2 separate regions of the Homo sapiens genome follow, and region 1 is linked to region 2. Evidence: chromatin loops called from intact Hi-C (ENCODE). Cell type or tissue: lower leg skin. All regions are shown on one strand. Links, peaks and the distances in the headings refer to the core of each region. The heading gives the core; the rest is flanking DNA. Region 1 overlaps LOC124903153 (a long non-coding RNA gene). Region 2 has its middle 200 kb from the start of LINC02343.

Region 1 (2,928 bases), core at 118-2,617, 110 kb after region 2:
CATGGTGAAAGATTTATGGACAGAAAAAGGAAACATACAGAAAATGGAAGTGAGGGACAGAAAAAGCCGGATTGGCTACAGCTCCACATTTGCCTTAGTTGAACATGATTTGAACAGTTAGCTACATTTGATTGGCCAAAACTTGGTGATTGGCACAAGTGTAGGGTACAGTCTGTTTACACTTCCACTTGTGATAGTTCACAGTGTACAGAGAAACCTTTAAGCCAAACTTAAAATATGTAAGGAGGCAGCTTTAGGCTAAACTTGATCTAAAAAGCCAAAGATTTCAGAGAACTCTGAAGATTTCCAGAGCATGTCCTCTCTCTTTCTCTGTGTATATGTGTGTGTGTAGCTTTCTCTGCTCTAGGATTCTGTAAATACTGAAAGTTCTAACTGCCTGGATTCTGAAGTCCACCTCCTCGACTCTGTAAGACCACTGGGCTTTGCTTGGGTTCCTACCCTGTGCTATGCATCGAAACTGCCTTCGAACCTGGACAATTACAGGACTCAGTACATTTACTTCCCTTCTCTTGGAGTCATGGTCCTACCTCTTGTTCAATGTTTGAAAGTTGTTATGCTCTATATTTTGTTTGGTTTTCTAGTTGGATATGGTGGAAGGCAAATCTCAGAGCACTTAATCTTTCATGGATAAAATCAGAACTCCCAAACTCTAACTTTTTATGTACTTTTTATCAAAACTTTTTTCTTGGCTGGGCACGGTGGCTCACGCCTGTAATCCCAGCACCTTGGGAGGCCAAGGCGGGCGGATCATGAGATCAGGAGATCGAGACCATCCTGGCTAACATGGTGAAACCCCATCTCTACTAAAAATACAAAAAATTAGCCGGGTGTGGTGGTGGGCGCCTGTAGTTCTAGCTACTCAGGAGGCTGAGGCAGGAGAATGGCGTGAACCCAGGAGGCGGAGCTTTCAGTGAGTGGAGATTGCACCACTGCACTCCAGCCTGGGTGACAGAGCGAGACTCTGTCTCAAAAAAAAACAAACAAACAAAAAAAAAAAAAAAAAAAAAAAAACCTTTTTTCTTCAGAAACAATCTATAATTTATACTTAGGAAAAAATAAGATCGTGCCCAAATATTAACTAGTTTATGCTTATCCCACCCGATTCCTTATTAATATGCCACATCTCCCCACTTTCCTACTTGAACTGATCTCAGGAGCCTCAAGTTATGAAACTTGGTTCATCTGTCAAATGGGGATAATAAAAGTATTCACAGTTTGTGGTGAAGATCAAATGAGATAAGTTATATAAAGCCTGGAATATAATAATTGTTCTGCAAAGGGCAACTATTAGTACTACTGAATGAATCACAGAAAGTGGAAATACTGATTTAGTTGAGTGAGATGGCAAGATTAGTGGGTCCATTTCCCTACAAATAAACACAGACAATAACACACAAACACATTTTCAGCATAGTTTCATTTGGTGACAACTTTTAGTCCAACAGGCCTTGTTAACTTCTTTACAAAAGTTCCTCAAGAGTTCAAAGGTTCATTGAAAATGCATACCATTCAGTATTTTATGTTCTATAAATCTAATTTTAAAATAATAATTAAAACTAAATATGAGTTGCATAATTGTTATTGAAAATTGATGCCATAAAAATAACCAGTTCTGGTCATCTGAGTCCTAGGGATGTCAGAGTCTCAGAAGAGAGAGCACGGGAGGAAGGAAGGGTTAGGTTGGTCTTGAAATTGAATGATAAATTACAAAATTTGCACATCTCCTAAATCCTGAAAACAGAAGTAATGAAACTTGGTGTCTGTCTTTTGTAAATATTAAAATGCATTAATTATCTGTGGAACATTTTGTTCTGGATTTTGATTTCAAGATACCATTGCTCTCATTTTGAAATAGCGTTCCCATCAGATATTTGTATTGCTAGATCACAAGTATTCCTCAGGAATATGATCGGTCTCTTTTAAATATTCAGGCCTTTTTATTCCTTTACAGAGCAAAGATTTACTAAGTATCTGTATATTCCAGATACTGTGCTCAGTTCTTTCACATGCTAGATTATTTATATTGTTTTCTTACAACATAGATAGTTATTGCCATTTTATAGTTGAGGAAATTGGGGCCAAGAGAGGGGTTATGCTTTACATAAAATCACACAGCTATTAAGTAAAATTTCTAGAGAAATAGGACTGAGCTATTTATCCTTAAGGAACCCTTTCCTTTAGTTTCAAAAATATCTATTAAAAAATGAGGATGATGCCTCAGTCTCAAAAAGACCATGAAAACACAGGCTATAGTGGCAGATGGATGCCTTTACCAACTGTAAGAGAAATGGGAATGATGCTGCCAGCCCCCGGTGAACTGAGATCAGTGAATTCACCCAGCATCTGATCCCAGGAAGACGACCTCAGGGGGTACTATATTGCTTCTTCAAGAAGACTTCTGAAATTTGTCCCAATGTCTAAGGAATTAAAATGTGCTTTAAAGAAAGGGTAAAATTGAAGCATTTTACTTCCTATTTTGCTTCTGTCTATTTGCTCAGGAATTTTCCATAGAGGCTTGAACAAATAATTTACTACAGGGTTTATATATTCATGCAAATAACATTATTTCTCTAGAAGACTACACTCTTTGTTCTTTCAGATGCTGGAATATTTCTGTTTCCTCTTGCAGTTGGTTTAAAAGGATTTCGATGCAAATACATGGCAGCAAATATTCTGTAGTCTTCCCAAGCTCTTCCTTATATACTGAGTAAGAAAAAAACTGTGCTCCTGAACTTGGGTTCCCTGTTGCTTCCAGCAGGTATAGGATTTGACACTGCCAGAGACAAAACAGCTGTGCAGCATGAGTTCCTGCCGGAGAGATATACAGTCTGCCTTCGGCCAAAGTGCTTTGAATTCACCGTGTGCTTTATGACCAGCTTTTCTGATTCTACTATTGTAAGTTGTGAT
Region 2 (2,928 bases), core at 132-2,631:
GGACAGAGATGCTAATGCCAACAGAGCCACTTCCCGCCAACCTAAGGTGGGGAGTGATCCCCTCATATGCATTTCACAGGTCCAGTCAGATAACAAAATCCTCTCCAAGTCCTTCCACAAACAGAATTGAATAAAAGAAATGGGTTACAAAGGTGATGAGTTGAGATGGCAAAAAATAAAACTTGGAATAGCAGCATCCAGTCACCACCATGAATCTAAGGGTGGAGTGGCAAGAGGATGGGGTAGCCTTCATTCCCAGAGCCCAAGAGCAGGAAACAAAACTGTGGGAGAGGGTGGCACATGGTAGGTGTTAGAACCTCAGGGAGAGGTACTACTGACCAGTGTTAGAGCCATGAGGAAGATGCAGCTGCTGCCAGATCTGCAGATGGCTCCAAAGCTGAGCAAGATGGAAAAACCTACCCTATTTTTCCCTCTTCCAGCCTTGCAGCCTTCTGCCAATGCCTCCCATTGGCCAAAACTACCAGGAAGCCAGTCTTAAGGGAGCCTAGGAAAGGTAGTTTCCTAGGATACAAGGCAAAAGCAGCGAAAGGAACAGAATGGAGCTGATGAAAGCAAACAGGCCAGCACATCATGTTTGATTGAAACACTTTGTGAAAACTGACCTGTGGTTGGATGTGAGTTAAGCTGAACACCCTTACCCAGGAAGCCCACAGAGAGCAGAAACAGCCAAGTCACACCCCAGACCCCTCAGTCTAGCCAAGTCATGGAAGTCCCCACTGGTGAAAGACAAGGAACTCTGGGTTAAGGAGACTTTTTCTCTCCGCTCACTGTTCTCTGTTGTCTCCTCTCTGAAAACAACTATGTGTTAATTGATGGTTATCAGAGTTGAAATAGATAATAACATATTCATACAATGCAATCTAATTTGCTTAAATCAATGGTCCTTTGTTTCGGATTATCCATTCAAAGCTTTTCCTCATCATCCTTAATAATTGAAAGTTACACCTCATGATTCTCAGAATAATTAACTTCTTAGATTTCTGACTTTACGACTAATACAGCTTTGTAATAAGAACATGTTAGATTTGTATAGATCTTTGCAGCTATGGCTCCCAGTCACGTGCATTATCCCATTTTGCTTTATACTCTGAGGGTCTGAAGTGAGGGAGAGAGAACTAGCATTTGTTGAATATTGATGATGTGCCAGGCACTGTGTCGAGAACTTTCCAAGGATTAATTCAGTTAATCATCACAACACCCCAATGAGGCTGATATTATTATTCCCATCTTACAGACGAGGCAACTCACTTGCAGGGAACTGTTCTGTTTAAGATCACACAGCCAAGTCCAGGACCCTATCAGAGTAAAAAACTTACACCCACACACGCCCCTATCACACACACATAATCTTGTTATATATATGATATGTATGTATATTATAAATTTCATATATGTATATATTTATAAAATTTACTCCATAATTTTGTGATTTTTACAAAAGCCTATATTTACAATTCAGTCATTTAGAAAACTTTAATATTTGAACAATTTCTTTGATGTTACATGTGCTGCTTTGGTATCAGAGATGAAAACAAAAAGGCCTCAGGATGTGACTACTGAATGGCTCTGGTTTTGTATGTACAAAGTTGAGTCCTCTTTAAGCTTCATTTACCTTCTGTGAAATGGGAATAATATATATTCAGTTGAAACACACAGCAATGATATATATAAACACATAATAAAAGTGCCTACTCCATGTAAAGCTAGATGATAAAAGTTGTCATTGTGCTTAGAGTATTCCATTGACAGTTACGAACTCTGTACCCATTACTGCACTAGGTGAGATTTTTCCTTGCACTTCATTCATGAAATAATGCTGAAGGGTGTGCCTCTGACATGTGTTTAACGCTGCAGATGTTCTTAGTGCTCAGAAACATCCCGCTCAATGTTTCCATTTTTGTTTAGCAGAATGTAGTTCAGGAAAAAGTTCTTGTTAGGATCCCTTTCTAATGTCAGGGAGTGAGCACATTTGTAAGCATATAAACCCTGCCTAATTTAAGAGAACTCTGTTATATTTGGATAAAAACAATAATAATATTGATAATAATAGTGAAAGCACAATAACAAGTCAGTTTGCAGAGTCCCAGCCCCAGCACTGCAAGGAAGAATATTGAGGAGTGGCCCATCGATAATACCTCAAACACTGGCACACACTGTATTATAATCTTACTTATTGTAAGATTGATAATACAAATTTATATTCTGTGTATATAGCCAAAAGAATTGAAAGCAAGGTCTTAAAAAGAGATTTGCATGTCCACGTTCCTAACAGCATTATTAACAACAGCCAAAAGGTGGAAACAACTCGTGTCCATCAACAGATGAAAGGATAAGCAAAATATGGTTTATGCCTAGAGTGAAATATTAATCAGCCTTCCAAAAGGAAGGAGATTGTGGCACATGCTATAACATAGATGAGCCTTAACAACATTATGTTAAGTGAAATAAGTTGAGCACAAAATAGCAAATATTGTTTGATTTTACTTATATGAGGTACCTAGAGTAGCCAAATTCATAGAGACACAAAGCAGAATGAGGGAGTTCCTATTTAATAGGCACGGAGTTTCAGTTTTGCAAAATGAAAAATGTTCTGGAGATAGATAGTAATGATGTTTGCACAACCATGTGAATGTACTTAATGCTACTGAACTTTATATTTGAAAATGGTTAAGATAATAAATTTTACGTTATGTGTATTTTACCACAATTTAAATTTTTGAAAAAGAAGACATACACGCACACACTTACATACACACACACACACACACACACACACACACGTGCAAGATAGTAAGACAAGGCATTTTACCCAGCCTGTAATCCCAGTATTTTGGGAGGCCAAGGTGGGTGGATCACCTCAGGTCAGCAGTTCGAGACCAGCCTGACCAATATGGTAAAACCCTGCCT

The links. Peaks named below come from ENCODE experiments on the same cell type or tissue, not always from the same donor. Only the 100,000 strongest peaks of a DNase experiment are listed, where the experiment ranks them.
Region 1: a loop joins it to region 2, with 21 times the contacts of the local background. A loop is called at or near these places in 2 of 110 quality-filtered maps.

The regions. Positions count from the first base shown.
Region 1 is chr13:34,031,690-34,034,617 of GRCh38, reverse strand. All of the region lies in intron 1 of LOC124903153 (a long non-coding RNA gene), which reads right to left. Among named protein-coding and RNA genes, the nearest start is that of RFC3, 220 kb to the right of the region's middle. In lower leg skin, for the core only: no CTCF peak of the experiment used is centred there; no DNase peak of the experiment used is centred there.
Region 2 is chr13:34,145,629-34,148,556 of GRCh38, reverse strand. No RefSeq gene overlaps it. Among named protein-coding and RNA genes, the nearest start is that of LINC02343, 200 kb to the left of the region's middle. In lower leg skin, for the core only: no CTCF peak of the experiment used is centred there; no DNase peak of the experiment used is centred there.